Regions from separate parts of the Mus musculus genome. Here region 1 is linked to region 2. Evidence: chromatin loops called from intact Hi-C (ENCODE). Cell type or tissue: heart. All regions are shown on one strand. Each heading gives the region's core, and the rest is flanking DNA. Links, peaks and the distances in the headings are about the cores only. Region 1 overlaps Wbp1l (WW domain binding protein 1 like). Region 2 overlaps Sfxn2 (sideroflexin 2).

The links. A loop is a pair of places that touch in the nucleus more often than their neighbours do. Peaks named below come from ENCODE experiments on the same cell type or tissue, not always from the same donor. Only the 100,000 strongest peaks of a DNase experiment are listed, where the experiment ranks them.
Region 1: it touches region 2 in a loop (2.3-fold over the local background); 10 of 42 quality-filtered maps call a loop at or near these places.

Annotation. Positions count from the first base shown.
Region 1 is chr19:46,648,254-46,664,681 of GRCm38, reverse strand. It overlaps Wbp1l (WW domain binding protein 1 like), which reads right to left. Exons shown (of 5, transcript NM_001177812.1): 4 at 12,047-12,208; 5 at 7,293-10,717. The coding sequence ends at 9,963. Gm36602 (a long non-coding RNA gene) reads left to right here. Exons shown (of 3, transcript XR_001782663.2): 3 at 3,772-3,886. Among named protein-coding and RNA genes, the nearest start is that of Gm36602, 9.7 kb to the left of the region's middle. In heart, for the core only: a CTCF peak has its summit at 6,864 (motif pointing left); no DNase peak of the experiment used is centred there; H3K27ac peaks cover 2,642 bases.
Region 2 is chr19:46,579,165-46,595,592 of GRCm38, reverse strand. It overlaps Sfxn2 (sideroflexin 2), which reads right to left. Exons shown (of 12, transcript NM_053196.3): 2 at 12,930-13,109; 3 at 12,616-12,786; 4 at 9,790-9,888; 5 at 7,583-7,658; 6 at 7,284-7,369; 7 at 5,392-5,452; 8 at 5,043-5,109; 9 at 4,423-4,472; 10 at 4,051-4,100; 11 at 3,246-3,293; 12 at 1-921. The coding sequence starts at 13,090. The coding sequence ends at 822. Among named protein-coding and RNA genes, the nearest start is that of Wbp1l, 12 kb to the left of the region's middle. In heart, for the core only: a CTCF peak has its summit at 7,552 (motif pointing left); a DNase peak (open chromatin) is centred at 7,542.

The sequences.
Region 1 (16,428 bases), core at 3,736-11,735, 69 kb before region 2:
ATTCTTAGCCTATAAAGAGGTCAAATCCCTAGATTCCTAGTGCCAGTCAGGCCAGCGTCAACTGGTCAACAGTCAGGTCCTTCCCCTTCTGATGGATGGGACACTAAGAAAAGTCACCGGGCAAAGCTAAGACCTTGTCTGGCCAAATTTCCAGAGGAAAGTTGAGGGAACTCCAACAAAGAGACAAAAAGTCAGATCACAGCCCCATGCTCTTCCTTAAAAGAGCTTTTAACCCAGTAGTAGTAGTGGGCTCTCCCCTAGACTACCCCCAAATCAGTCTTACTTTTCAAGAAACAGTGGCCCCCTGATCTTGCTCAACAGCCCAGAGGAGAGTAGGTGGAGATGTGTGTCTGACACTCATAGGAGGCTTGAGGGACACGTAGAGACCATATCAAGCCGAAGAGAGAGGTTAAGCTGGAGACCACCCCTTCCCTCTCCCTGCTCTCTCTGAGCTGGCTGCTGAGAGCGAGCCAAACTTCACTCAGGTCAAGGCAGAGGGAGCAGGGTTGGATGGAGAAGTCACATACTTCACAAATGCTCAGAATGCGAAAGACATTTTATGAACTAGCAATGATCAGATCAAATAAGCAGGAAATCTGTGTCTTCCATAATGGTAGAAGGGAAGTTTAACCCAATGAGAGGCAACTGATGGCCATCAACCATCAAGGGGCAGTGTGAGGACAGGGTGGGAAGGGTTCCTCAAAGCACACAGCTACACAGCATAAGGGCTGAGTCCAGACCCCATGAATCAGAGACACGGAGGAATCAGCTCCCCCACCTGTCTGCAGAAATCACGCAGGGGCTCGATCATTGCGGGATGATGGGTCGTGGAGCGCTCCATATTGAAAACCTGTGTCCTTTGAGAAAATAATCTCATGAACTCTGATTGCTGCCAAACTTGCACCTGCCTGGAATGGTAGACTATTCCCCACTGGCCTAAATCACCAAATCTCCAGGCCTCTTTGAGGCTCAAAGTAAACGCCTCTCTCCAAGACTTATCTCAGACTACTATAATGGAATTCCTCCCTTTGGCGTCCAGACATTGAAATAATGGCTCCCAAGAAATTCAAATTTCTCCCAAGAAATTTCTCAGGCTGGGAGAAAGTAGGGGATGGATGAAGCCTGGTGCCAGCCAGAGCAGGAATTTGTCAGGAGATTTCACAGACTCTGACTGGTCCACCACCTAGCAGGAGGGACTGAAACCAAGGCCATGAAAGGAGTGCAGAACTTGATGATGACAGCTTAGTCATGCAGATCTCTTGCTCCCTATTTAAAGCTAAATCTGGTGGGCTGGAGAGATGGATCAGCAGTTAAGAGCCCTGACTGCTCTTTCAGAGGTTCTGAGTTCAATTCCCAGCAACCACACGGTGGTTCACAACCATAGGATCCAATGCTCTCTTCTGGTGTGTCTGAAGATAGATTCAGTGTACTCGCATATGTAAAATAAATAAATAATAACATAAAATAAGGAGATAATAACATAACATTAAATAAATAAAAAATCTAAACCTTAGAACCCCAAAGATGGACTTGGTGGGAAGGCATCAGAGAATCTCTTTGTTGCATACAGCAAAATAATCTCTTTTTTCTGCTTTGCACCACTATTTCTGGTCTATTTAAGTTGCTAGTTGAAGACACGTGGCTGAGCCTGGCTTCTTAGGGCTGCCAGGGCCCAGCATTTTGTCCTAACTGCTAATAGCTCAAGGACACGGTTCTCTTCTCAGAGTGCAAGACCGAGTCTTCTCATTTTCTTGCACATTAGTATACAACAAAGAGGTTACGTGCACCAGAGGACTCGATCATATGTCTTAAATTGCCAAACCGGGAGTCTTAGGCCCACATCTTAGGACCAGTGCTGACTATCAGGAAGTATGTGGAAGGAAGCACACTTTTTAGGTTTCCATTTGTTTGTTTTGAGAGTCTCCTGTAACACAGGCTGGCCTCAAATTCTCTACAGAGCTGAAAATGCTGGAATTACAAGCATGCACCACCATGCCTGTCTTTCTTTTCTCCCTTCAGGGCTGGGTATCAGACCCAGGCCTTTCGGCTTGCTAGGTACGTGTTCTACCACTGTGTTACACACACCTCAGCCCCTCTGTACTTATCCTTTGCTCTTCAGTCTGCTCTTAATCAGTAGGGTGATGGCAAATCACCGTTTAACGCTAGTTCGGGAGCAGCATCCAATTTTTAGCGCTTGCCAGTGTGACCTCTATGAACTATGAGGCAAAAGTAACCCAGTCATACTACAGATCTTATCATTACACGGGGGAAGGCATCATTGAGAAACACATCGCTGGGTGGTTTCCTCATGTGTAAACATCAATGTATTTGTACAACCTAATAGGTGGGAAGCCTATGGCACAGCAGGCAGACATGCTATTTAACATGCTGCCTCGCTGAACACTACAGGCAGTGGCAATGTGGTGGTCATTTGTCTATCCAAATGGGTTTGTTCCCATAGGCGTCACTATAAGCACATGAGAAATGACAACCACAGTGTCACTAGGAGATAGAAAGCTTTTAGCTCTACTGTAATCTCTGCTATATATGGTGTCTGTCATTGACAGAAACATTATTATGGGTGCATGGGTGCAAATAGTAAATGTCCCCGTGTATGTTCAGGGCCATTGATAATATTAACAAGAAATACCAGGAAATGATCCACCTTGCATACTCATTACCTGTTTTCAATATATATTCAGTTGTGGTTTAGGTTTTTTTTTTTAATTGGCTATTTAGTAAGCAACTCATAAAATCTTTGAACCTTTAATAGTAATTAATCTTGTGAGCTAAAACAGCTACTGCCTCCACTACTTCACTCCTCCACCCTGGTTCCTATCCTTCAGAAAAACAGCTCCCACAGGGGCCCTCTGTAGGGGGAGGTGTCTTCCCAGAGAGGGATGTGTCTTGTGTGCAAGCGCGTGTTTCCTAAGGCCCCTGGTGGCCATAAAACCCAAAGTAAAGGCTGCTCTCTGCAGACACAGATAGGTGTCCATCTGTGGATGGCAGGGGACCAATCAGAGACTGCAGAGTCAGGGACACTGGGTGAGGAAGACTGGGAACATTCACGTGATAGCCCCTGGCCTCCCAGCCCAAGTCTGGCATCCCATTCCTACTGCAGACTTCCTGAACTACCATGTCCTCGTATGTAAAGAAGGGTCACTCCACAAATGCTGCCCATTCTGAGGCCTTGGTGGGGATAAAACAGCAAGACTCGGGAGGGCAGGTAAGGCCCTTATATGTGACAAGGCCAGCCCATGGAGACAAATTTGGTTTTTGTTTAGAGACCAAGTGACACAGACAACTTACTTGGCTTTCGTGGACCCCAGACTTCCCGTCTGTCATATACGCAGGTGGACTGGGGAGGCTGAGGTGTGTGTGGACTGAGGCTCCTCAACATTGCTCTAAGTGTGGACCTCTACAACATGTCTGGTTCCTCATCAAACATCTGCATTATCGATACTTCAAAACAAAAACAAAAACCAGAGAATAACTCTTCCCCTGAGGGTTTTACACAGATTTCTCACAAGTAGGCTAGGTTGGGAGGTTTGTCACGGAGTCTTCCAGAATCCACCTGCATGTAAGGGCCAGGCAGTGCTGATAGTCAAAAAGTAGGCAGAGAGCACAAGGACAGACAACTCCTCCTACTCCTGCACTGATGTTTAGTAACATTTTCTAGTGGGAGTGACAGGCTTATAGAAGAGATATTTCTAACCAAACAACATGTTCGCGCCCCCACGAATCCTGACATTTCTATTTTCATCTTCTCAGGAGAAACACACACAGCTTCCCAGGATTCTGAACATTTCCAAGAGTCATATCCCCCTGTGGAAGCTAACGTTTGTTGTGGGTTTGTTTTGTCTTGTCTTCTGAGACAGGGTTCTCTGTGTAGCCCTGGCTGTCCTGGAACTCACTCTGTGAGATCAGGCTGACCTCGAACTCACAGAGTTGCACAGAATGTTGGAATAAAAGGTATGCACCACCCCCTGTCCAGCTGTCGTGGGGTTTATATTGTTGGTTGATTTGGTTTTCTGAGACAGGGTTTCACCGTGTAGTCTCAGGTGGCCTAGAACTATGTAGACTAGACTGGCCTTGAACTCACTGCTACCCACTTGCCTCTGAGTGCTGGGACTAGAGGTAAGCACCACCATACTCAGACACAGTAGGAGCTAACTTGCAGCAGGCATCCCTGGGGCAGGCTGGAAGGCAAGGCGCCTGGATGTGGGACTGACGGAATGTCATTTGCCTCATGTTTCAGCAAGTTTTCCGCTCAACACATCCTTCTCTGGTCTCCTCTCACCTTTGGGAAGTCAAAGCCACGTGGCTTCTAGACACATTTCAGCTCTTCAGGGCCTGGCCTTCTGGTTAACTAAATAGTCCTTGGGATCAACGAACGGGTCTGGCTTTTCAATTCCTGGCTCTGCTTTTTATCAGCTGTGACCTTGGACAGGTTAGTTCCTTCCTGAGCATCTCCTGCTCCTGACCACTGACAGCAGGGTCAGTTACAATCTGGAAGACTGTAACTTGTACCTCGAGGAGCCATTTTAAGGTTAAGAAAATGTACCTATGAAGACGCTTAAACAAGACTCACCTCATGTCAACAGCCAACAAATAACAGAACACAGATTCAATCCCAACATTTTATTATTTACTTACCTTCCGACTTCATCTCTTGCTACTTCCCAGATGCAGAGACCTAGGTTTAAAGGGCTTGCCGATTTCCACACCACACCCCACGTGGCCCCCAGGAGGGCCTCTTGGGCCTTTTCCTATGCCTTTTCAGCATGTGGCCCACAATAATCTTAGGACTTGGTGACCCATGGGACCAACATGCACCTAGTGTTGTCTTTCATACCACGGAGTTGCTTCTGCCAGGGAGCCTGCCTGGAAGTCCCCGTTGGTGTCCCTCGTCCCCTCCGGGTCTCCATTCTGACGACCTAGCACATGGCAGGTGCTCATGAAGACTCTGCAGCTCTACGGGTGTGTACACACATATATACATGCACCCTAAAGCAGCCTCATTGAGAGTACAGGATAGCTTTAAAACCTGCATTGCCAAGGATAACCTTGGGCTCCTGGTCCTCCCTGTTAGGTCTCTAACGGGGGACAAGTGGCTGAGGTCCCTATTTAGCTCTTGCCTACATGATCCAGCCATTTTGGCTACCCCAGTCCTTTTTCCCTTTTGGTCTCTTGCTATACTGGCCTCCTGGCTCTCTCGAGTCTGGCTATGCCTACCCTTTTATCTACAATAAAGCTTTTCCTCCAGCATTCCTCCGAACCACCGCATCCTCCTTTTTACTTTTTAAAATGCATGTCTGGTTTCACCTCCCAAATGCTGGGTTTGCTGATCAGGCCACAACACTTGGTCAAGGCTCAGATACTCGCTCCCAGGCTGGGGGGAGCCTGAGACCCAAACACCTTCCAACCCACAGCTCCCGCCGGAGCTCAGCCAAGCCAGAGTCAAAGCCTGGGTGTTTCTGCTCAATGTATGAAACCAGGAAACTGGAAAAGAAAAAAGGCTAAACCAGGAAGCTGGGGTTGTCTTGGGCTTCTGGGCAAATATAATCTTTACCTGAACTTGCTCACTTGAGGCAATGGAGACAATCTTATTACCTCAGAAACGTGAACTCCCGTGACCCAGTGTTCCAGGAGCCTGGCCGGCAACTGAGTAAGTGGACATGAACAGCCGTCGGCAACAGGCCCGGGAGAGTTGAGACATTCTCTAGTGGGGCCAACTCAGACATTATCTTTAGGAAGACAGGAACTCGGGTTCTGAGACACCTAGGGTTCTTTCCTCTGGGTTTTTGTTTTTTTTGTTTTTGTTTTTTTTCTGAGACAGGGTTTCTCTGTATAGCCCTGGCTGTCCTGGAACTCACTTTGTAGACCAGGCTGGCCTCGAACTCAGAGATCCACCTGTCTCTGCCTCCCGAGTGCTGGGATTAAAGGCGTGCGCCACCATGAACCTCTTGCCTTTCCTTGCGTGTTGGGCTGTAGGCATGCACCCCATTTTGGAACCGTCTCTACATGCTAAAATGGATCCATCAGCACTGCCCAGAGCCTGGCAGCTTAGCAGTAAGGAGACAGAAGCTAGCTCAATGGAGTGACCTAGAAGCCTGGACATGATCCTTTGACCCAGGATCAATAACAGGGACAAAGGCCATGCCTAGCTAACTTAAACTTTCCAATATAACGGAGTGGACTACAGGCTTACAACAACACTTAGAGCCACTACCCAGGGAGCCCAGCCCACGGTGAGCACACCTGGGGACCAGGACTACCTTTTGTGGGCAGCTATGGCGGCTATATGCCCTGACACTGGCAATTGCCTAATGAGAAGCCACGGTGGGCAAGGGCATCCTTCCTCAGCAAAGGCAGCAAGGTTGTCGTTCTTCAGGGTTCTGCAACTCAGCGTTTAAGGCCTCAGGTGACTCCTGTGGTCTCTGAGCCTGAGCCACTCACATTTTACTTGTGTGCTGACCGTTCTACGTGGGAACACTTGGCCATCTTACCTCTAAGACCCAGAGAACAGGGTACTTGGTTCTTGCTTATGTCACATTTCCTTAACTTCCGCCGTATGCTGGGCACAAAGCAGGCACTTCAGCGCATACTGAGAATATCAAATTTTAAGGCAGAGCGTGGTGGCTCACTCCTGTAATTCTAGCATTAGTAAACTTAGACAGGAGGATGACTATGAGCTAGGGCTAGTTAAGTTCCTGGAAAGTCAGGGCTAGAGTGAGACCCTATCTGAAAAGTTCCTAAAATCGGGGCCAGAGCACTTGTTTTTGCAGAGGACCTGGGTTCAATCCCCAGCACCCACATGATAGCTCTCTGTAACTTCAGTTCCAGATGATGCCCTCTGCTGGCCCTCATGAGTACTGCATGCACATGTTACACAGTCACATGCAGGCAAAAACACCCACACTAATAATAAAAAAATAAAAAAAAAAATAAAAAATTTAAAAAGCTCTAAAACCAATCCTGATTTGGGGAAACTGGGAGGGGTAAAAAAACAAACAAACAAACAAACTTGTCTCTGCTTCCTGGGGCCTTTTTTTTTTTTTCCTTTTCCAATGTATTTCTGGAATATCACAAAGTACTTAATAGAAATGGATTTTGAGGGAAATTCCTCAGGACCAAGTGCTGACTCAGCAGCAGCCTCCTGCTGGCCCAGGACCCCGTTCTTAACTGCTGTGTGACACCATTAGGTCTTGGTAGGGAGAAGGCAAAGGTGCTTGAGGTTTGTGACCTGAAAGTCTGAGAAGGAAGGAAAGGGAACAAGGAGCGGCAGGAGATTGTGTAGAACACTTGAGACTGATTTTATTGGGGTTTCTCACAGTGGTTGGAGCCACTCTGTCTTCCGGACAATCACAGGATATCGTCACCCAGACCGCTCAGGGCAGTCTGAGCAACTGAATCTTATTGCTTAAAATACACATATTCACAATAACTGGCAGACGGTGGTGGCCTCACACAGGAATGTGTTAGCGGCTGCAAATCTGACCGTAGCACCAAGCCCTCTGCCTAACCCTTCCTACCTAGAAACCCAACTCAGTCAAGTCTCCCTGGCCTCTAACTCACTTTTCCTGTCCTCTCTCTGAGCATCAGGGTGGCCTACAGCAGCAGGGCCAGACTGTGGCTCGGGCATCATGGTGGGTGCTTCAGTAAAGCTAGTCGGCACTCAGGCCAGCCCCTCACTCTGCCAGGGGAACAAAACTTGAGAGGGTCCCATCTCACCAACAGTTAACTAACGAGGGGTTCATTTTGGGAAACTGAACTCTCCTCTGAGACACTGCAGTGAGGTGTCTGGGATTTTAACAAGCTATCAGCTGGGAAGTGCAGGAGGGCTGCAGCTCGGGCCCCTCTGACCACACACCAGCCCTCTCTCTCTCTCTCTGGATCTTGGGGGATGAGCTGTGCATGTGGCCAGAGACTCCTGTTGATCCAGGACAGGCCGATGTCTGGGCCACAACCACTTCATGCTTGTAACTCAAGACCCAATCAAGCTCCTGTCTGAAGCCAGCGGGAGGGGGGCTGGGTCCGGATGTTTCCACGCACAGGGAACAGAATGGAGGCCTCTGAGTGCCCATGGAGCAGTGTGCAAATCGCAGTGGTGAGCTGAGGAAGCAGCCTCTCTGAAGGGCAGTGTCGCTGGCAAACACAGGCCATGCCGTCGGGGAGATCGCTGCATACACCCGAGTACGGTCAGACTATTGTTCGGTAAACAGTAAATGTGTAAAATAAATTACTTTGAGAGGGCCATACGTGCTCCAGGCATGTGGTTAATGTGTGAGCAGAATGGCCATTCAAAGTATCTTCACAGAAAACACAGGGCTCGGGGCCACATACCACACGTACCACACATACCACACATACCACACACACACACACACACACACACACACACACACACACACACACACACACACACGCCATCCAACATCACTGTGTAGACTTCACTTTTGTTCGACAAAGATTTTGGTTTGTGGTATCCAAATGCAGACACGCGTTCACCTTACAGCCTCGGGTCTGTGTGTTTACATGTGGACTTGGGTTTTCTGCCTTTTTATTCCTTTCTCACCATAATGGTGGCGCCAAGTCTAGTCTATGCATCATCGTTCAAGAGCAGGGTAGGAACCAAACTCTTTGCATGAGCAGGGCTGGGTGGGGAATGTTCCTCTCAGCGGCGTCTCTGCTCCTCTTTCCTGACAAAGCATGACCGGGTCTCCGGAGCCAGACGACAGTAACCAGGCCCCGAGGTCTGCTGGAGGCAGTGGTCACCTCCTACCCAGGTGACTCTTTTACACAGGCTGTACAGGAAAGTGAGTCATGTTTCTCCACAAGGCTGGGGCAGAGCAGCCACGAGAACCACAGGTAACCAAGGCGCTCCTTCTAAGTGGTCAGTTTAAAACAAACAAGGACACAAAACAACAGACTTAAGTCAAACGCAACAGGAAATACTGTGTGAGAACCAGGCTATGAGGCCACCTTGCCCTGAACACACAACTTCCTCAGTCCATCTGCTTACAGAGGACAGGGAGACAGAGACCGCAGGCTGTGTTCAGGAGGGGCGAGGACCACTGACCACCTGTGGGCACGGACAAAGGGCGGAACTGAAGGAAGCTCTTAGCTCTCCCAGCCTTCAGACTTGGGTCTCCACTCAACAGAAGGCCCAAGGCTCCCACCACCGGGCCTGTTCAGGCTCTCTCCTCCTGGCCCAATGGTAGTCAGACTCTTGGGAACTCAGCCTGGGGAGAAGCAGCAGAATTCCCTTGTAACAAAGAGTCCCTGCCTGCCCACTGGTCTGGCTGTTTCCTGCCAGCCTTTGTTGCTTGTTTTTAAAGGAAAACCCAGAGAACGTAGTATCATCTACACCTGAACCAGGCTGGGAAGGGTCCCCTCTACAACGCACAGATGTGTACTTTCTGCCTGGGCCTTGTCAGCTCAGCAAGTCCCTCACCACCCTGACTAGCTGTCACCCTCCCACAGGGTTAGACCAGTGCTCTGCAGCCACTGGCAGCCACAGTGACAATCCACTGGCCTCTGAGGGTTTTCTTCTTCTCTCTGAGAAGTGGTGTCTCCTAGACTGAGACACGGTTCTCTCGTGAATCCACTCTGTCACCGCTGAGCACCACCTTAGGGCACAGTCCAGCCCCAGTCCTCGGGGGGGCTTTGCAAACTTGTGTTTCTCAGCCAGGCAGGTAGGTGGGACACAGCTCTGAAAGGGGGGTGCGGGAGTCACAGAAGCAGCTTCTCCGTCTTCTAGAACACTGTGCTTTTGTGGGGAGAGGAGGCATCCACACCCTGAATTTGTACCTGGAGATGTGGGCAAGGTGGGATAGGAGGGGGAAAAAATATAAGAGGACAAAGTGGCCGGGCCACATGTCCATGTTACTTAATGCTTCTCTCGTGGGTGTCCCTGACCCTGGTTGTCGTTGAGCTCCTAGGTGCAGGCAGGGCGTGTCCTAGCTCGGGGAGCCACTGTGCTGGGAATTTGGAGAGTCCTGCTCATTGATGGTGTTTAGCAGCAGACACGCAGGCGGCCGTGGCAGGTGGGGGTGCCCATGCTCCCGAGCCTGACCCTCCGAGGACAGGCAGAGACCTTCCTCTTCATCAACAGGAGGCCGTACATGACAGCTGTCACAGAAGTCCAGGGGCCCGTCCAGAGCATCATCTATGAGCGTGTTAAACTCTTTGAGGTCATCGTCATGGTGGCCCCGGTTGCACACACACACCTCAATGCCTGAGTCACCTGTGAAGCGGCGATGCCTGCCGGGGGTCTTGTCTTCACTGTCAGGGGACACGCCGCCACGCTCAGAACGCGAATCTTTCAGTAGCTCCTCCTTGCACTCGGAATCCTGGTCCAGGAAGGCGCCCGGGTCCAGCTCCCCGTGGCCGGCCATGGGGCTACCAGACTCCGTCCCAGAGGCTTTGGTGGCTTCCCGGTCAGTGGGCACTTCAGGGGACTGAGGATCTGCGACACTTGGAGGTCTTGTGCTGCTTCGGCTCGGTCCGGACAAAGGACTGCTCTGCGCTCCCTGGGAGCCCTGGGGCGGCGGGTCAGCGCCTGGGGGGCTGCCACCTGGAGGGCCACCCTGAGGAGGAGGTGGCAGCAGCTGCTGCTGCTGTTGGAGCTGGAAGGCACTGTACGGTGGGGGAGGAGTTGGAGGTCGGTTCACCACTTCCTCATAAGGAGGTAGCAAAGAGTTTGGCAAAAACCCTAAAACAGGCAGGTGGGAGAAGAAATTACCACATGGGTCAGCACTCTAACAAAGCTCATGAAAGGTGACACTGTCCCCTCCCACCCCAGAGCCATGGTGGCTATGCTTCTTAGCTGTGGGCAGGTAAGGGGACTGCAACAGCTTAGAGCAGCGGTTCTCAACCTTCCTTATGCTGTGAGCCCTCAACACAGTTCCTCATGCTGTGGTGAGCTTTGATCACCAGTCAAGGAGGAGTGAGGAGCCTGTGACACCAAGGTTCACTGAAAACATGCCAGGTGAGACCCCTCCTGACTGCATGCGCTCAGTACCTTGGGGCGGATCACCTCGCTTAGAGCTGTGCAGCAGCTGCTAACGTTTATTGAGCATTTACTACAAAGCCTTCCAGCTAGGGAAGGGCAAACGCTTGTCACATCACAATCTGTACAATGTGACAGATGGCTTAAGACGAGATGCCTGGTTGGGCATCCCTGGATCTCCTGAGAGGACAGGGGAGGGAATTCCAGTGTACGGATTTCCACTAAGTCACCAAGTTTCTTGGTTCTCAGACAGTCCAGACACTACCCTTCTTATCTGTCCTTTTCGTGATGACTCTACAAGGCACAGAACATGGCAGCAAGCCAAATAGGAGGAATTCAGGTTGTTGAGAGCTAGATCTAGCCAGTGCCAGAGCCCAAGACACCAACGTTATACATCCATTGACTATATGCCTTTAAATTAAAAAAAAAAACTAGTTCAAGGCCACCCACAGAGAATGTGGGGCAAGTCTGAGCTACATGAGAGCCTGTATGTACGTACGTATGTATGTATGTGTGTGTGTGCATATGTGTGTATGTATGTGTGTATGTGTATGTATGTATGTATGTGTGTGCATGCATGTGTGTATGTGTGTATGTATGTGTGTATGTGTGTGTGTATGTATGTATGTATGTGTGTTTGTGTGTATGTATGTATGTGTGTATGTGTATGTATGTATGTATGTGTATGTATGTATGTGTGTGTATGTATGTATGTATGTATGTATATGTATATGTGTGTATGTGTGTGTATGTATGTATGTATATGTATATGTATGTATGTGTGTGTATGTATGTATGTATATGTATATGTGTGTATGTGTGTATATGTATGTGTGTGTATGTATGTATGTATGTATGTATGTATATGTATATGTGTGTATGTGTGTGTATGTATGTATGTATGTATTATGTATATATGTATATGTATGTATGGAAACGGCCCTTGGGGCTTGAGGACCTTAATTGTTGTAGTCTGACCCACTATGTGATTCCCTACTTCAGGGAGGCAGGTTGGGCAATGTGGGTACGCACTGAAGTAAAACGGCAACGCTGAGTAGTTGTGGGCTTCCCGGTAAGCGATCAGGTTGATTTCATGTTGCCGCTGCTGAGCCTGAAGGCGGTGCTTGGCTCGGCGGTGGTGGCAGACACAGCAGCAGCTCAGAATGATGACGACGGTCCACACCAGCCAGAACCCTGGGGCATGGGGAGGCAAGACAGAGAGGCACACACACAGTGAGGACCAGTGAGAGGGGCCAGCTCGCAAACAAGGTCTAGACAGTGTCCTCGTCACAGACAGTCACTTAGGTCAAAGCCATACATTCAAAATGTTTCTACTATGGGGGAAGATGCTTGGGACAGAAGGAAGGGAGTGGCCAGGTGAGGGGGACCAAGCTGTCACTTCAGCACACTGCTGGCTCTGTGATTTCCATGTGGAGGGCATCTTGGACAAAATCCTTCAGGTTTTCTTGGTACCTATCTTTGCCCTTCCTACCCCAACCTGGAAGAGCAGCAATTGCAGAGGACTTCAGAGAGGCCCCTCACATAAGAATTCTTAGGGTTCTCCTGATGAGGAAGAGGGGGGCTTTTCCCCATGCGTGTGCCTCTGTAAAGTGCAGTCCTTAAACAGAGAAATGGAAAAGTTTTAATTGCCTCAGGCCACCCGCTCTTCCCTGGAGAGTGTAAATGACCTCCGGCGCTCTCTAATCCGGTACAATTCCATCTCGCACTGCCTGGACAGTCCATCCCCGTATCCCTTAAGCCTGGGTGGCGGAGGGGCCTGGCAGCCTCCTCTTCTTTCTCCACCCCAGAGCATGCATTCTCGTTTCCCACTTTCTTGATGAACCCCCACATGAGAACACCTTCTCGATTTTGAAATGTAGATAGAGAAGGCTTTTAAACACTTTAAAAAAAAAATTAATGCTCCAGTTTTGCTTAAATATATTCAGACATACATGGGAGAAACACCGAAAGGAAAAACACAAAAGAATGACTTTTAAAGAATGTATGTGGGCTGGTGAGATGGCTCAGTGGGTAAAAGCACCCGACTGCTCTTCCAAAGGTCCGGAGTTCAAATCCCAGCAACCACATGGTGGCTCACAACCATCTGACTCCCTCTTCTAGAGTGTCTGAAGACAGCTACAGTGTACTTACATATAATAAATAAATAAATAAATAAATAAATAAATCTTTAAAAAAAAAAAAAAAAAAGAATGTATGTGTGTGCGCGTCTGTGCTGGTGGCCCGGCGTTCAGAGGGCGCGGGCTCTCCTGGAACCACAGTTACACATGCATGAGTGTGAGAGTCCATGTAGGGTTAGGAAAGGAACAGAACCTAGGTTCTGTTTTGTTTTCTTTTTTTTCCCAATTGTTTTATTCTTTTTAGTTATGAAATTAGAGAAAAAAATTCAATTTTAAAAGTACCCTTGACTAGGGGCTGGAGAGATGGCTCAGCGGGTAAGAGCACTGACTGCTCTTCTAGAGGTCCTGAGTTCAATTCCCAGCAACCACATGGTGGCTCACAACCATCTGTAATGGGATCTGATGCTCTCTTCTGGGGTGTCTGAAGACAGAGACAGTGTACTCATATACATAAAATAAATAAATAAATAAATCTTTAAAAAAATTACCCATGACTAATTTTATTTTTACTGGCCTCTTTTTTTTCTTTTCTTAGGTTTCTCCTGTGTAGCCCTGGCTGTCCTAGAATTCACTCTGTACACCAGGCTGGCCTCCAACTCAGACACCCACCTGCCTTTGTCTCCCGAGTGCTACGATTAAAGGCGTGCATCACCACCTCCCAGCTGGCTTTTTTTTTTTTTTTCCAAATGATAAATTTAAAATAGTAGCCTCTCTCTGTGTATGTGTGTGTGTTTGTGTTGGTGCACACATATAATTCAAGCATTCATGAGACTAGCCTGAGATACATTGAGAGATGCTTATTTTTTTAAAAAGGGAGGTGGCGGCTGTGGCAGTGGTTATGCTAGAGTAACTCAGGAGAAAGGACTTGCTACTCTTTTAAAAGACCCAAGTTCGGTTCCAAGGACCCACATTGCCCGTAACTCCACAACTGCCTGTAATTCTAGCTCCTGGAGAACCCACACTCATGTGCACACAACCACACACACACACACACACACACACACACACACACTTAGAATTGGGGTGAAGTTTGGCAGTAGAACTCATGCCTGCTTGGCATGGGTGAGGTGGCTTCTAGGTCCCTAGCACCACAAACCTGGAAATGAAATGAAGTAATAAAATACAGGCTCTATGAACAAAAATAAAGGAGTGTGCGGGCCTGAGGGTGGGCATCTGGAAGCCGCTCTGGCGGAAAAACAGCTTTCTGATCCTAGTTTGTTTTCCCAAATGTGTGCATACTTCTTTATAGTAGAAAGGACTTCTTAGCTGCTATTGACTGAGAAGAGAGATTTTTGCTCTCTGTCTGCTTATTGTTGCGTTTGTTTTGAGACAGGGTCACAGCCCAAGTTGGCCATACTTCCGTCTCTACATCCCAAATACTGGGATTACATTTGTGTTTTTAAATTATTATATAGCTATGGATATGCAGACAGAGGTGTAGCTTCTGCGTGTGTGTCTGGGTACACTCGCGTGCATGCGAATGTGTGTGGCTTTGGGGCGTCAGTCCTAGGCCTCCAGCCCTGGAACCTTGCACCTTTACCTACTGAGATTTCACTGACATACAAGGGGGCACTGGGTCCCCAGGAGCAGGAGTTACAGCTGTGACCTCAACCCCAGTACTGCAAGAGCAGTGTTCTCAGTAACTGAGCAATCTCTCTAGGCCATCACTGTGCCCCTGGGGATTCAACTTGGTACTTCATAATTGCTAAGTGAGCAGACACCCCGAAGCTCTCTGCTCTTGTTCTTCACCCCCACCTTACAGGTCAACATGAAAAGTATATCCCTTCCTTCTCTAGAAAATCAACATTAATGTTATTTTTTTTCTTGAATCATTTCCCCAGTATTTCCTCATTCTCTGTATTTTCTGTGCTCTAATATATGTGATCCAAGGCACTATTCTCAGCTATTGCTTTAAACATAACTGTTACGTAAAGAAAATCTCAGCCAGCTGTAATGACACAGGCCTGCAGGACAGAGGCAAGACCTCCAGAGCTCAGAATCAACCTGAGCTGTATAGGGAAACCCTGCCGTGTCAGACAAGAGAAACGCCACGTGCTGCTTTCATGTACACCAAAAATTCCTGATTCTCTCGCTTTGGGTGCATGGGTAGGTCTGAACTTCCTGGCCTCTATATGCTTGGGGGAGGCTAACTAAAGCTACCTATTGACAGAACTTAAAAGCAGCGTGTCGTTTAGTGACAAGCATGCTTCTTGTGTGAAACCTTCCATCAGCCCCCACTGGTATTCCAGACAGTCATTTCTGGCTCTAGACTATGAGACATGCCCCCGTGGTAACAAAGCCCCCATTCCACCTTCATCGGACACAGCAAAAGTGAGGAAGAAGCCCGTTGGTTTCGGCTGCTAGGATTCTGGACATGTTTGTTCCTGCAGCAAAACCTAGCCCATCCTGACTGCCACAGTACGCACTACAGGGTTTTCCATGTGCGATCTAAGGATTTATCAGGAATTGTTCTCACTGTTGTTTATTCTGTGCTCACACACAGTACATGTATAAAGTCAGAGGACAACTTAGTGGAGTTGAGTCTCTCCTGCCACCAGGACAGTCCGGATCAGAAGTTACCACCGAAACCGTCTCCTAGAACTCAGGAGCGAGCAAGCTTAAAGAGATTCTTCACCTAAAACAAGACTGAGGTCCACTTCGCTCAAGTACCGTAGGAAAGGCTTCCTGTTTTTTCAAAAACCACAAATTCGACAAATGAGGAAGAACAGCAGGCCGCAAAATCCAGGGCCTCGTGCATGCTGGGACGCACGTGCATGCCCGAAAGTGCCCGGAAGACGTTCCCATGCCCTGGCCCACATTCTCCCACTTGATATGAGAAGGAAAACCTTCTCTACTGCACACCAGCTGTGTGATGTCACATGTGACTCTAACTGGGTAAGCACCTCTCAGTCTCAAACATAAGACCACAGGAGAGTCATCTGTGTGGATCTACACAAGGAAAAATACAAGGTCTTGTAGCACACTGGGTGTCAATCTAGGGATGGGAAAACGGACAACAACCTGGTCCCGTCTGGTGGGAAGGCAGACAGATGACAGTCTGATATGGCCTACACAAACGGGGCTGTCCCGGGAATTATGCCAGGCAAGGCTATAAACTGGCTGTGAGCAGGGGTGGGGTATTGATTAGTCTCAGTGAGGTTGGACCAAATTTTAATATTTTAGCTACATTTCAGAAATACAGAGATAGGTTCTATTATTTTTGTCTTTGAGACAGGTGTTGCTATACAACTGTGGCTGGCCTCAAACTTGGGGCAA
Region 2 (16,428 bases), core at 3,869-11,868:
GATTAGTGTATCCTCTGTCCTGACTGGACAAGGATCACTCGATTTCTAAATATCCTAAACTGTGTGAGCACCTCCCATACACCAGCAACCTCTGCTGAGAAGACCTCTGCTTCTGGTCCCAAGGGTCAGGGGGCAAGGACAAAGCAGGCAAAATACCTTGTTCTTGTTCCCTCCCTCTATTTTTTGAGTAAGTCTCTAGCTCAGGCTATCCTGGAATTCCCCATGTAGCTAAGGTTACCTTTGAACTTTTTGGGTTTGGTGTTGTTGTTGTTGTTGATTTGTTTTGGTGGTTTTTTGTTTTTTGTTTTTTGGTTTTTTTTTTTGAGAAAAGATTTCTCTGTGTAGCCCTGGCTATCCTGGAATTAGCTCTGTAGACCAGCTGGCCTCACACTCAGAAATCAGCCTGCCTCTGCCTCCTGAATCTAAAGATGTGTGCCACCACTATCTGTCAACTTTTGAACTTCTAATCCTCCTGCCACCACCTCTTAAGTACAGGGATCACAAGCATATAAAATTATGCCTGAATCGTACGGCACAAAGAATTGAATCAGCTTTGTGAATGCCAGGCAAACGCTCCCAACCAAGCTACATCCCCAACCACCTTGATCCCCTTTTGAATTTTGCCCTCTGGAATCCAATAAATTAGGTGCTTATATAGAAGCAGGAACCATCTTCCCACCCAAATTGAGGCTATTCTATTCCCCATCTAGCCTGGCTTTCAGACCTTATTGCAAAGAGGAATGTAGACACAGGTATGCACAGCTGCCAGGGAAAAGCTGGTCCACGCGGTGTACCGATTGGTCCTTGCAGGCACGGAGCACTTAGAGACCCTTATTAAAGTAGACAAAGAGGACTTGTTCTCCATACTTGGCCTTGATGGTGTCCCGTAGCTCTGGCTCTAGATAGGAAACTGATAATTCACTGAAAAGGAAACCAGAAGGAGGTTATGAGGATACTACTAAGACACTAGCAACTTACCCTGCGAAACAAGCCCACTCATGTCACCTAGTTAGCATTAACGATCAACTTGACATGGCCTAGAGTCACTTGAAAAGAGTCTCAACTGAGTAACTGTCTTCATCAAGGTGATCTGTAGGCATGTCTTGGTTATTGGCTGATGTGGGAGTACCCAGGTCGGGCGACACCATTCCCCAGGCAGGCGGCCTTGGGCTCTGAGAAAGCAAAGTATGAACCTGCATGAACAAGTCACTAAGCACCATGCCTCCATGGCTTCTGCCTCAAGCTCCTGTTTGAGTTCCTGCCTTGCTGCCCTGCCCTGCCCTGCCGCAGATAACCAGCCAAATAAATCCTGCCTCCCCTAGGGAGTTATCTCCCTGAAAGACTTCACACCGTTCTACAGGATAAGACCGAGCCTGCTTGGAGGTCCTTGGCCTTCTAAACTGTGCTGTCACTTCAGGACCCTTGATGGGCCGCTGCATCTTTGTCCCTTTTCCCAATGTACCCACATTGAATAAAATCTCTTCTGCTTTCCACAAACAAAACAACAAAAACAACAAAAACGAGGTTGGAGAGATGGCTTCCAGAGGACGCTAATCCAAATCCCAGCAGCCATGTCAGGCAGCTCAAACCCGCCCTTAACTCAGTTTCAAGGGACCCAAGGCCCTCTTCTGGCTGTTGCAAACACCAGCACATAGAGACACACACATGAATGAAGCAAATCCTTCTTCCCCCAGTAGCTCTTAGTCACTGTGTGTGCCCGGGCAGCAGAATGAAATGAAGAGAGTCCATTCCAATATTTTAAAATATCACCATCCCCGCTTTGTGTGTGTGTGTGTGCACGCTTGTGTATGTATGTGCACGCTTGTATATGTATGTGCATGCATGTGTATGTATGTGCATGCATGTGTATGTATGTGCATGCATGTGTATGTATGTCCACATGTGCATGAAAGCAGGAAATTAACATTGGATGCCTCTCTCAGTTGTCCTCCATGTTATTTGGGGAAGACAGATCTCTTACTGAGCCTGGAACTCACCAGTGTAGCTAGGCTAGCCAGTCATTGAACTTCAGGTCCCATGCCTCCCTAGCCCTGAGGTTAGAGGCACACACTGCTACACTCAGCTCTTTTACATAGAATCTGGGTGATCTAACTCAGATTCTAGGGTTTGCATGGCAAGGATGTTACCAACTGCGCCATCTCCCAGACCTTTTCTTAAGTTTTTTGAGACAGGGTTGTTTAAAAAAAAAAAAAGTTTTTAACTGCTTTTGTTGGCTAGGGTCCATATATCCCAGGCTAGCCTTGAACTTTGGTTTTTGGGGTTTTTTTAAGGTTTATTTATTATGTATACAGCGCTATGCCTGCATGTATGGCTGCAGGCCAGAAGAGGGCACTAGATCTCATTACAAATGGTTATGAGCCACCATGTGGTTGCTGCGAATTGAACTCAGGACCTCTGGAAGAGTCGCCAGTGCTCTCAACCTACCAGCCATCTCTCCAGCCCCCAGCCTTGAACTCTTGATCCTCCTACTTCAACTCCATGCCCACCCCCAGTGTGGAATTACAAGTTCAATTCCTGATCTTTACAGACAAAAGTATCATTGGTCTCTGTTGGAATAAATGTCACCTTTGACCTCTGCCTCCTCTACCTGGATGGACTACAGTTGTTGGCTTTAACATCTGTCTTCTCCACCAGTCTGTGAGCACAGTGCTCAGGACTCGGGAGGTGACTGCCAAATGGCCATGATCCCGCACGGAGGGTGGAGTGAACTGCTACTATTTCAGGTCATTCACAGCTACACCTGTGTCCTGGAGCCAGCCTCCATCTGACCCCGGGCTGACAGTCCCCCCGCCCCCCATCTCTTCTCCCACCCTCCCTTCCAGGAAACACAGAGGAAGCAGAGGTGCAAGCCCATGCACAGACCAGAGCATGAGCCAGAGTAAGCAGAATAAATGTCTTATTCAACTTTAAAGGCCAGATCCAGGCAGAAGTGGCCTTGCTAACCCTCAGCCGGCAGGACAAGATACCTCCTGTTGTCCCCCACCATGTCCCTAAGGCATTGGTGAGATCAGCTCTTAACTTCTGGCTTCTCCCCCAGTCCCTCAGAGTCCTAGCTGGTGTGCCATTCACCCCGAGTTAGAAGGCCAGAATTTAGGCAGATGCGCAAGATGCGTCCTTGGAAACATCTACTTTCCGACCCATCCCTCCCTCTCAGCAGTCACTCTAAGCAGTAGCAGGGTGTTTGATAAAACTATCAAATGAGGCAGGCGACAAATGGCTGATACCATTCCTGAGGGAAGAGTCCGCACGCCACTGGCACCATAAAGAGGAGGCTGTAAGGAAGGAGAGGAGTGTTAGGGACACGTCCCAGAGGCCTGGCCACACCCTGTCCCGAGCCTACACTCCTGACCTGCCTTCCTTCAGCCCTTCTCTACTCCCCGTTTTGAGACAGGGTCATCGTGTCGACCAGGAGCAGGGGCTGGCTGAGGCTGATCCTGAACTACTGATTCTCCTGCTCCTGCCTCTGCTGGGAGGGCATCCTGTGTGCCACCACCCTGGTTGGGAATTGAACCCAGGGTCAGGTGCAGAATAGGCAAGCACTCTGCCACTGAGCTATCATCCAGGCAATTCATCGTGACTTGGTGATAGAAATCTGTGACACGCCCCCCACCCCACCCCCCCACCCCCGACTCCAACCTCCACTTCACACCTGCAGTCAGATGGGGGAAGAGAATAATGATGTAACTAAGGAGATGTAACTAAATAACTGATGTAACTAAGGAGAGTAAACATCAGCCTGCAGGGTCACAGGCACCTGTGCCATGTAGGGAAAGGAACTATATCACCAGCAGGGCACAATCAATGACATCCCGGTCAAACCCAAGCTGCTAAGAACACCGTGTGCCATTTGTTTCTGTCTGTGAGGCTGAGATGCTGACAGCCCCAACCAACCTCTGCCTCCTCAGTTCTTACTTCTTCTCTAAACCCTCTCTGGACCTGAGGGAGAGGGGACCTTGGGAAGAATGCCGGCTCACACCCCTGGGCGCTGCAGCCAGCAGAGAGCTCACACCATCAAGAGGACATACTCACAAGCAGCCACACAGCAAGACCTGCAGGGGGGCGTGCATCACTTTGACCTTCTGCTCAAAGAAAAGAAAAAAAAAAACAGAGAAAGCAGCCCATGAGGGACTCAGCTGCTGCAGAGCACACCCTGCACCTACCCCACCAGAAGACGCTAGAGGCTGGGACTGGCCTCCCTGAAGGGGAAAGGTGTTCTCCTGGCTCCCTGCAGACAAGGTCAGGAAGCCTGTTCTCATATCTGAAACAGAGGCCGATAAAGGCTGGCACAGGCTCTGCTTGAGTAAGATGGGGTGGTGGCTACTGGGAAGGGCAGGAGGGCCAATTTCGGCCAATTTCGGCGTGCGGTGGGAGGGTGGGGGAGTAACAGGGAGAGTGACCTACCTTCATCAGGTGTAGTCTCTCCAGCCTCTCCATGATGACAGGCAACAGGACTGCAAGAGACAAGCGGCTGAGAGGGAAGCCCACAGCTGCAGGCAGATCACAGCCAAGGGGGCTGCCGTCTCCCCAAGACTCTCCAGAAAATACTCGCCATTGGGAGAAAAACAGAGACTGCACAGGCACCGCTACACAGACTCTCCCCCAAGTCCCAGAGAAAGCACGCTTCCCAAAAGTGTGTTCACCAGCAGAAGGCAGACACACCCCCCCTGGACCCGAAGCATCCTTCTCAAAATGAAAGCTGCCTTGCAGGCTCACACAAACGCATTTGTATCTACTCTGCAATACAGCCCTGCAGGGACCCAGGGCAGTCCACTGCCTCTGCCATTGTCTCCCAGAGACCTCCCACTATTGCTCAGTATTATTAGCTAAATGAAGCTACCTTGCTCCCCCCAATCAGATGAACTGATAGAAACTGGAAGAACATGTGTGGGTCCCCTGTCCACTCTCACAAAAAGCCTGAGAAGGTAATGGTACCTCCCACTTGAAAGCTGAGGTGACCGAGGCCTCGACTAGGTATTCAAGGGTCCCTCCCACCCTGATATTTGAGGTGTTCCCCATCTTACTCATGCCAGGGGCTGCCATGGTGATCCGAGAGATAACCACTTGTGCGATGCCCACAGCCGCAGCTCTCTGGGGGCAGAGAAGAGCTGTCAGGGATCACTTTTCAAGTGTGCATGGGCTGCACTATATAGGTGAGGGGGGAACATGGCCAAGTCTGAGCAGGTAAAGGCATGGATGGACCCACCAGGAGCCAAGTGCCCTTACCCAACCCGCCTGCCTGAAATGACGTGGGAAGCCTGTCTGAAGAACTAAATGAGGATGGGGGGTGTCAGACCTGCAATGGCACCCAGGACAAGTGTGAGGCCATCGAGGAGGGATGGGGTCTGAGGAGGAAGTCTCTCCTCTGCTTACCTGAGAATGGCCAAGCTCATTTTGGTTCCTGTCCTTCACACAGATGCCCTGAATGAGTTCCCTAAACAACAGAAGTTTCTAGATGTTAGGAAGTAGGTGCAAGGAACCTGCCGGGCAGGTGATCCCATCAGGTCACCAGCTCCAAGGACTGATGCAGGAGGAAGCCCCTCCTGCAGCCTGGCCCTTTGGTCTCTCTTCTTCATCCCAGTAGATGGTATCTCAGAAGCCATCCTGAGCAGAGGCCAAGAAAGCCAGCCCCGGATCCTCACTGCCTCAGCGGGCAGACTCCCAAAGCTGTAGGCGTATGTGTGACCTTGAGAATGGTCTTTAACCCTTCTAAACCTCAGTGTTCCTCATGTGGAGAATAGGGATAATCCTGACACCTACTTCATGGAACCTAGTGAGGATTAAATGATCTACTGGCCAAGTTCCGAGATCAGTGCCTGACTTAGTACCTATTCCCCCAAGCAGTAGCTACTCTGTGTAGACAAGCTCTTGGCGTCCCTCAGTTGGAGACCAGGTAAACAGCCATACGCATTCATCTGCTTGGGGAGCTAGGCAGAGCAAGGAGTGGAGGAGAGTGGAGAGATGTGCATGCACAGCACTCCGTAAGCTCTTTCTCCAGGGGCTACCGTGGTGAGCCTCCACCTGCCAAAAAATGTGGCTGTAGTTACTGACAACAGTGGCAATGGCATCCAAGATACCCAGCCCTATGCCACCCGTGTTCTAGAAAAATACAAAAGGGAAAAGAAAACAGAAACTGGACTGAGGATGTAGCTCAGTAGTCATCCTTGGCTAGTGTGCATGGCGAGCCTCTAGGCCTAATACCCAGCATGTCAGAGAGAAAAAACAAAACAGGAAGAAGAAGCAGCAGCAGCAGCCACTGCCACTGCCTCTGGAAATGTACGACTATAACCCCAGCACTCCAGAGGCAGAGGCAGAGGCAGAGGCAGATCAGTGCAAGCTCTAGGCCAGCCAGGACTACACAGTGAGATACAGTCCGGAGGCTAGGAGCACACATCACTTTTGCAGAAGACCTATGTTCAGTTCCCAACACCCACATCAGTTTCACAACTGCCTGTAACTTCAGCTCCATGGAGATCCACTGAGTCCAGTCTCTGCGGGCACCTGCACTCACAGACACATACCTACACATACATACACATTATTAAAAATAAAACCTTTAGTCAGGCATGGTGGCGCATGCCTTTAATCCTAGAACTCAGAAGGCAGAGGCAAGTGGATCTCTGTAAACTCAAGGCCAGCTTGGTCTACATAGTAAACTCCCAAGTCAGCCAAGGATACAAAGTAAGTAAGTCTCTCTCTCTCTAAAAAAAAAAAAAAAGACTCTAAAAAGAAGACAAGAAACAAAACCTGCAAGATACAATGGGTTTCTGCATTACCTTTTGTGAAAAGCTCCAGGGCACACCTGCCCCGCCCCTGGCTTCTCGGAGCACGTGGATACTGTGCTAGCATTAGATGCTCAGTTCTGCAGCATTTCTGCCAGTAAGCTATTCTAAGAGTTTGGGAAGTTAGGCAGCATTTACAGCTCTGACTTTCATTCCCGTGGCCAGGATCTAAGCTAGGGGTATAGTTTTAGGGACAGAGCACTTACCTAGCATGCACAAGGCACTGAGTTCAATCCCCGACATGGACAAGAAAAAAGGACTGGTCCATAGGTCCATGACTAATCAACCCACTCAACCCAATACACTAAATTTAAATCGCCCACTATCTTAGGTCCATTATAGAGGAATGGTGGCCCTTGAGGTGGCCCACTGGTCTTCTCTGTACTGCCCAGCCCCAGGAAGCTACTGGCTCAGCGCATTGGCCTCCTTTCCGTCCCTGCTAACCCTGTGATGGAGAAAGAGAACAAGGCTCCCTGTACTCACTGCTGTCGCATCATTGGGATATTGACACAGTTAGCGGCAGCCACAGCGGCAAAAGGCACCCATCGGCCCACCAAGGGTGGGGCTCTCTGTTGAAGGCAGGGAACAACAGAAGTTATTCAAGCTCAAACAAGAGGCTTTGGAATATACAGGAAGAGAGGCAATCAAACACAGCCAGTGACATATGTCCAGACATCCACTCTGGAATCCTCAGACTCCTATGAGCTGGAGCAAGCTGTTTTCACTGGAACTCTGCTGCCCTCTGGTGGTCACTGTGCCCACAGCTCCCCATTCGTACGTACCTTTGTCCACATGTTCATGCCCACTGCAGTGGCCACCGCAGTAGTAGTAGCTGTGAAGTAGGAGAGGGCCATCTGCCTAGTGAGAGAGAAATTCGAGATGGATGAACACGTAGGTGTTGGGAGTGGTGTCACAGTGGCTCAGGCAGGGCCAGGGTCTCTTTAGCAAGAGACTCGAGTAATTGGGCTTCAGGACTCGTGTGACCTGTCTCACCCACATTCCCATCACTCAGTGCCAAGCACCCTCAGTCCTCTCTCAGAGCATTAAACACACAGCACTTTTTCTGCCTCAGAGCCAGTGTATATTGCTGCTCCCTGTTTAGAGAACCCTCCCGGCCTCCTACATATTTGAATCCTTATGCTGGCTAGTTTTATGTCAACTTAATACAAGCTAGAGTCATCTGAAGTGGGACCCTCAATTGAGAAATGCCTCCATAAGATCTGGCTCTAAGGCATTTTCTTAATTAGTGATTGATGGGGGACGGCCCAGCCCATTGTGGTTTCTTAATTAGTGATTGATGGGAGACAGCCCAGCCCATTGTGGGTGGTGCCATCCCTGCACTTGTGGTCCTAGGTTCTATAAGAAAGCAGTCTGAGCAAACCAGAGGGAGCAAGCCAGTAAGCAGCAGCCCTCCATGGCCTCTGCATCAGCTCTTGTCTACTGCCCTGCTTGAGTTCCTGCCCTCCCTGCTTTTGGTGATGAACTGTTCTATGGAACTGTGAGTGAAATAAACTCTTCCCTCCCCAAGTTGCTTTTCATGATGGTTTCACCACAGCAATAGTAACCCTAGCTAAGACAACACTGATCTTTCAGAGCCCAGTTGGATGCCATCTCTCCAGAAGGGATTTCCCAAGGGAACAGTCCAAACAGAGCCACTGCTGTCCTGTCCCACCATGCATCTCCATGACAACAAAACGGCAAGCAAGCATCACTACACACTCGTCCATGTGTTTGGTTTGGTTGGGTTATTGAGAGAGATCTCAACATGTAGGCTGGCCTTGAACTCACAGAGCTCTGCCTGCCAGCCCAGTTAGAAGATCTTTAAACAGAGCCTCTTCTTACTCATAAGGGAATCTCAAGCCTCTAGAACCTTGCCTGGCACATAATTAACACTCAGCAAAATTCTGGGACTAAAGAGATGGCTCAGTGGTTAAGAGAACCAGGTTCAATTCCCAGCTCCCATACCCAATGACTTATAACACCTGCAACTCCAACTGGAGGGTATCTAACACCTTGTGGCTTCTGCACACACATATGGCGATCAGTAACAAAAGACACACACAAACAAAAATAAACCTTGAGGAATGAGAGATGGCTCAGTGGTTAAGAGCACTGTTTTAGTTTTGGTTTTAAGACAGGGTCTCACTACATAGCCCAGGATGGACTGAAACTCACAGAGATCCCCTGCCTCTGTCTCCTGAGGGCTGAGATTAAAAGTGTGAGTCACCATGCCCAGCTTGTTTTTTTTTTTTTTTTAAATTACGTGTGTGTACATGTGAGCATGCATGCATGTAGAGGTCAGAGACCCCGGAGCTGGACTATTGGACCTAGGTGGTAGGATCCGGACTTAGGAGCCCTGGCAATGCAGAGCATGCTCTAACTACTGAGCCATCCATCTCTAGAGCTCACGAGCACTGGCTGCCCTTGCAGAGGAGCCAGGTTGTATTCCCAGCACCCACAGGGTGGCTCACATCCATCTATAACTCCAGTTCCAGGGGATCCAATACCCTCTTCTGATTTCTGTAGGCACAGGGCAAGCATGACGTGCACAAAGAATAACACAAAATAAATAAATCTAAAAAGTAAAAATAAATATATATTTTTTTAAAAAATAGAAAAGAAGCCGGGCGGTGGTGGCGCACACCTTTAATCCCAGCACTCAGTAGGCAGAGGGAGGCGGATTTCTGAGTTCAAAGCCAACCTGGTCTACAGAGTGAGTTCCAGGACAGCCAGGGCTACACAGAGAAACCCTGTCTCAAAAAAAAAAAAAAAAAAAAAAAAAAAAAAGAAAAAAAGAAAAGAATAAATCAGTCAAAAGAATGGATATTTCAAAATAGTCTGGGGAAAAGATACTCTCAGTTGGTCTTAATATTTCAAACACTGGGAAAGGGTAGTCTGGCCACCTGCCCAGAGTGGACCCCACTCAGAAAGAAGTTCACGAGTGAGCGGCAGGGCTGCTCAGAGAGTCAGAGGATAGCAGCTCGCCTACCTGACAGACGTGGGGGAAGCTGCATTCCTGTTGGTGTAGTTGACCAAGGCATTAAAGGACTGGTTCACCCACTGCCAGAAAATGACTGCAGGCATTGTCCTACAAGCAAGGGAGGAAGAGAGATAAAGAGGGGCTCTGGGGTGGCACCATAGCATCCGCAGCTCCCTAAGACATTCCCAGTCTTTTTATGCTCCTGGGCTTCTAGATGGGATCCCACCCCGGGATACATCCTCTTCCTTTCACAGAATCCTGCTTGGTTAAAATACTTTTTCCTTTTTTTAAAATTATTTATTATATGTATATGAGTACACTGTAGCTGTCTTCAATCGTACCAGAAGAAGGCAACCATTACAGATGGTTGTGAGCCACCACATGGTTGCTGGGAATTGAACTCAGGACCTCTGTAAGAGTAGTCATTGCTCTTAACCACTGAGCCATCTCTCCAGCCCAATACTTTTCTTCTTGGAATTTTTCTGATCCTTCTTCTGCCCTTCCTGAGACAATCACTCCATGTGTCCTGTTCCCATGACTCAAAATTCTTCCCTCCTTCCCCGACCGAAAACCACTACTTCCCAATCTACATTATGCTGTGTCTCCAAGAGGGAAGACTCTAAAATATTTAATCCCCGGCACCTGGACTATGCCATAGCTCACCAACTAACTGAATGAATAGAGAGGGGAAGATAACTCAGAGGGAAAGGGAGGGAGGGAGAGTCGAACATTGAAAGTTTATTCCCTTCCCAACAGAAAAGAGCAAGAAAGGGCCATTTCATTTTTCCTTTGGATGTAACGTTCAAAACATAAATCCACTGTGGGAGTTATACTTTAAGAATTTAGAGCCGGGCATGGTGGTGCACGCCTTTAATCCCAGCACTCGGGATGCAGAGGCAGTCGGATTTCTGAGTTGAAGGCCAGCCTGGTCTACAAAGTGAGTTCCAGGACAGCCAGGGCTATACAGAGAAACCCTGTCTCGAAAACAAACAAACAAACAAACAAACAAACAAAAGAATTTAGGGGGCTGGAGAGATGGCTCAGCAGTTAAGAGCACTGACTGCTCTTCCAGAGGTCCAGAGTTCAATTCTCAACAACCACACGGTGGCTCACAACCATCTGTAATGGGATCCAATGCCCTCTTCTGGTGCGTCTGAAGACAGCTACAGTGTACTTGTACACATAAATAAATAATTAAAGAGAGAAAGAGAGAGAGAGAGAGAGAGAGAGAGAATGAATGAATGAATGAATGAATGAATGAATGAATTTAGGAGGACATGCCTTTAGTACCAGCACTCCAGAGGCAGAAACAGGTAGATCTCTCTGAGTCTGAGGTTTGCTCTACATAGCCAGTTTCAGGCCACCTGGAGTTACATTGTAAGACTCTGTCTCAAAAAACAAAGCAGTAACAACAGCAAAAAAGAAAGAACTAAAGAGGTTGGTAAGATGGCTAGATGGGGAAAGAAAGACACTTGAGTTCTAGCCCCAGGGAGAGAAACTACAGCTGTTAAGTTGTCCTTTGACCTTCATACACACACACACACACAAACACTGTGGAAGTGTGGAAGATACTCCCATCTCTTTCTCTCTCTCTCATTCTCTCTCTCTCTCTCTCTCTCACATACACACACAAACACTGTGGAATATACTCCCATCTCTCTCTCTCTCTCTCTCTCTCTCTCTCTCTCTCTCTCTCTCTCTCTCTCACACACACACACACACACACACACACACACACACACACGAAAATAAACAAATGTAACTTTGTTTATTGGTTTTGGTTTTTGAGACAGGTTCCTCTGTGTAGTCCTGGCTGTCCTAGAGCTCACTCTGTAGACCAGGCTGGCCTTGAGATCCACCTGCCTCTGCCTCTGAGTGCTGGGATTAAGAAATACACCACCACCTGGCAAAAGTTTTGTTTTTGTTTTTGCTTAAAAAAAAAAAAAAAAAAAAGGGCTGGTGAGATGGCTCAGTGGGTAAGAGCACCCGACTGTTCTTCCGAAGGTCCGAAGTTCAAATCCCAGCAACCACATGGTGGCTCACAACCACCCGAGATCCTGATGCCCTCTTCTGGTGCATCTGAAGACAGCTACAGTGTACTTACAATAAATAAATAAATAAATAAATAAATAAAAGTTTAAATGTCAACTTTAAAAAAAAAAAAGACTTATTTGGGCTGGAGAGATGGCTCAATGGTTAAGAGCACTTAGTACTCTTCCAGAGGTCCTGAGTTCAATTCCCATCAACTACATGGTGGCTCACAACCATCTGTAATGGGATCTGATGCCTTCTTCTGGCATGTCTGAACGCAGTGTACTCACATATACACAATATTTTTTTTTAAATAAAAGTGTTTCTCCAAAAAAAAAAAATGTGGATCTTCCCACTTCAAATTATTAAATCAAAACAAAAAATCCCTTACTCCTTTAATTACTATAGAGGCAGGGGCAGGTTGAGTCTCTGTGAGTTCAAAGTCAGCCTAATCTACATAGAGTTCTAAGTCAGCCAGTGCTACACAGTGAGACTCCCCAAATAGTAAGACAAGTAATAATAGTAATAGCATAACAGTCCTCAGGAGGCCGCGGACTGAGCACTCGAGGTCTGTCTGTGTCACCATCAGGCCCCTGAAGTTCTGAGCGAGGTCAGGAACCGTCACTTAGCCACCAGAGTCCTGTCTAGCAAAAGGAGGTGACAGCATCTGTGTGTAGGCCTGAGAGAGGGAAAAGGCCATTCATGGAAAGAACTTAGCACGGTGGATGCCCGGTACCGGTGAGTGACTGACCAACAAGACAAGACTGTTATTACAGCTTGGCCCCTCCACCATCTTGGACTCACCTGTAGAACTGGAGCATGAAGCCCGTGATGAGCATGCCACCAGGGACCTGGAAGGACATCCGCCCAATGACATTCATCTTCTCCCCAGTGTCAGGGTGGAAGGCCGAGTCGTAGAGCTTCTTCGCATACAGCAGCTGCTCCATCTGAGTGCCAGGGGGCACAAGTCCCATCCTGTAACCCAAGGACAGCATCAGTGGCACCCTGACCCGATCCTTGACTCCTGAGACCTCTGCTAGCTCCAGCTTCTCCCTCCCCTAGAGAGCCCAGCAGTATGGCACTGGTTCCTCCAGTCCCTCCCACGACCACGCACTCACCTGCTCTTCTCCACCACCGCCTTGGCCCAGTCCAGCTCCTGCTCTGATGCAAAGACCGTGCGAGGATCTGTGATGTTAAAAAAGTGCTTCACGCGCCCCAGGAAAGTGCACTGGTCCCAGCGGGGAGCATCAATATTAAAGCCAGACAGATCCCCCTCCATATTGTTCACAAACTACAGACTTAAGGAAAAAAGAAAGAATGAGAGTCAATTCCTTAACCAGTTTTTCCCAGAGGCCCTGGCAGCCAGGGACCCTAAGCATCCCCTATGATGATCTAGGGGCCTGTGATGGTTTGTAGATGCTTGGCCCAGGGAGTGGCACTATTAGAAGGTGTGACCCTGTTGGAGTAGGTGTGTCACTGTGGGTGTGGGCTATAAAATCCTCATCCTAGCTGCTTGGAAGCCACTATTCTGCTAGCAGCCTTCAGATGAAGATGTAGAACTCTCAGCTCTGAATGCACCATACCTGCCTTGATGATAATAGACTGAACCTCTGAACCTATAAACCAGCCCAATTAAATATTGTCTTTATAAGAGTTGCCTTGGTGGGGCTGGTGAGATGGCTCAGAGGTTAAGAACACTGACTGGTCTCCCAAGGTCCTGAGTTCAAATCCCAGCAACCACATGATGGCTCAAAACCATCGGTGATGAGCTCTGATGCCCTCTTCTGGTGTGTCTGAAGACAGCTACAGTGTATTTACATATAATAAATAAATAAATCTTAAGAATAAATAGATAAATAAATAAATAAATAAATAAATAAAAAAGAGTTGCCTTGGTCATGGTATCTGTTCACAGCAGGAAAACCCTAACTAAGACAGGCCCCTATGAATGGTGATGGAACTGAGCAACTGCCACCAAGCGCGTCCTGGTCCATGTCCGTAGCCAGCCTGTGCTTGATCACACTAAGGGAGACTGCATCTGCCACTGAGGAGCTCAGTCTGACTCAGCAATAAGAGCTCATCAGAGCCAACATAATATCCCCTGGCACTAGCAGGGTAATAGGAAACATAGGCGTTCTGAAACAGAAGCCCTCTCCTCTTCACCAGGCCTGCCTTCAGAGAGATTCTTTAACACAGTCTAACCACCATGGCAGCAGGAGTGTGAGGTGGTTAGGCACATCGTGCCTGCATTTGGGAAGCAGAGAATTGTGAATGCTAGCATCCAGTCTCCTATGGGGGCTGGGAGTCTGTAAAAAGGGCGAGGCTCACCAGGAGACCCAGCAGACTTGTCTGATCTCAGTAGCTTCCTAAAGCCTTGGCATGTGAGTTGGCAGCCTGTTGCTCTTATACTTTGGATGCCTGGAAATCCAAAAGGGCAGTTCTAATTCTACTGCAAGTTTGAGAAGTGGTCCGGCTCCTTCCATCCACAGCTGTGATGGTCGCTGTGTACCTGGGCAACCAAACTTGGGAAAACAGTTCCACAGGTGGTTGTCTTAAACAACAGGGGCTCTCTGCTCTCAACTGAATCTGCATTTCCACAGAGTGGAACCTTGGATGTGTAAATGGTCGGCAGGAAATCTTTCTCATTACACATCCGAGTGAAAAAGAGCAGAGGTTCTCTTTAATAGTACTGTCCCTTTCACAACCGTAGCTGCTGGTGACCCTGTAGTCAAGCCTGTGACCCTCTGCTTCGCGTCTTTTCTCCACTGAATGTCTAAGATCAGTGAGCAGTTAAGCACAAGGTAGCCTAGATGTCATGCTGTCTTCAAATTTCCAAACAATTTAGCCAAAACACCAAAACAAATTCCTTTTTAACTTGTCCTCACTCGAACCTTCTTGGTATGAGCAGAATGCCTACTAACTGCCAGGACGGAACATATATGCTCCCTAGCCCTGGGCACAGGAGGGGCCCTGCTTCCTTCTAGAAGCTCCAGGGGCAGGCTTCCACCATCTGCATTTCTCTCAGGTTCCTCAAGTTTCAAGCTCCAACCAAACGGGTCCACTAGGTTCTGCCGATGGTGTCTGAGGCCTTTCCTAGTTTGTGGTTGCAAACTCATCCATCCCTCTTGCACGCCGAAGGCCTGCAAGCCACGTGATCAGGTGGGACACAGCGATGGCTCCTCTCCTTAAAGCCACGTGATCAGGTGGGACAGAGCGATGGCTCCTCTCCTTAAAGCCACGTGATCAGGTGGGACACAGCGATGGCTCCTCTCCTTAAAGCCACGTGATCAGGTGGGACACAGCGATGGCTCCTCTCCTTAAAGCCACGTGATCAGGTGGGACACAGCGATGGCTCCTCTCCTTAAAGCCACGTGATCAGGTGGGACACAGCGATGGCTCCTCTCCTTAAAGCCACGTGATCAGGTGGGACACAGCGATGGCTCCTCTCCTTAAAGCCACGTGATCAGGTGGGACACAGCGATGGCTCCTCTCCTTAAAGCCACGTGATCAGGTGGGACACAGCGATGGCTCCTCTCCTTAAAGCCACGTGATCAGGTGGGACACAGCGATGGCTCCTCTCCTTAAAGCCACGTGATCAGGTGGGACACAGCGATGGCTCCTCTCCTTAAAGCCACGTGATCAGGTGGGACAGAGCGATGGCTCCTCTCCTTAAAGCCACGTGATCAGGTGGGACACAGCGATGGCTCCTCTCCTTAAAGCCACGTGATCAGGTGGGACAGAGCGATGGCTCCTCTCCTTACAATCCTGGTGCTACTGCTTTCTTGTTGCAGAACAAAGTATGGAAGTTAGGAGGGAAAAGGGCGGGGCATTTTGGCTCATGGTTCCTAAGAATGCATCCCACGGTGGCTGGGAAGGTCTGGTGGCAGGAGAGGGAGGTGGTAAAACAGGGGAAAGCTGGTGCCCATCTTGCTTCACTTTAGGACCTAAGCCCATGGTTGGTGCCAACCACATTTAAAGCGCTGTCTTTCCCACCCAGTCAAACCTCTCTGGAAACACCCCCACAAGCATGTTCAGAAGTGTGTCTCCTAAGTGATTTTGAATGCAGGCAAGCTGACATGAAGAGTAACCATCAAAAGGGTCATTTGTGGGTTTGTTTGTTTGCTTTTTAAAGCACCACCTTACTTAATTTAAATATTCACCTGTAAAGTTGGGAAATGTATTCATTTTTCCTCGATAGCTATCCTGAGGCCTAGCATGGAATATTTAGTGTCCTGGGGAAAGTCCAGCTTGCCAGCAGGCAGGTATTACAGCATGAAAGTACAGAGCCATAGGCTAGGCTATAACAGCATCAGTAGCTCTGAAGTCACTTAAGCTAAAATTTGAGGAGGGAGGAAGAGGGAGAGGGAGATGGGGAGGAGAAGGGGGGGAGGGAGAGGGAGGGGGGAGAGGGAGAGAGGGGAGAGGGGGGAGAGGGAGAGGGAGAGGGAGAGGGAGAGGGAGAGGGAGAGGGGAGAGGGAGAGGGAGAGGGAGAGGGAGAGGGAGAGGGAGAGGGAGAGGGAGAGGGAGAGGGAGAGCATGCTGAAGATAAGCCCCGATGAACTGCTATGTTTAAGAGATGAACAAAAATAGGTGGTCTGAAAAGACGGCAAAGAATG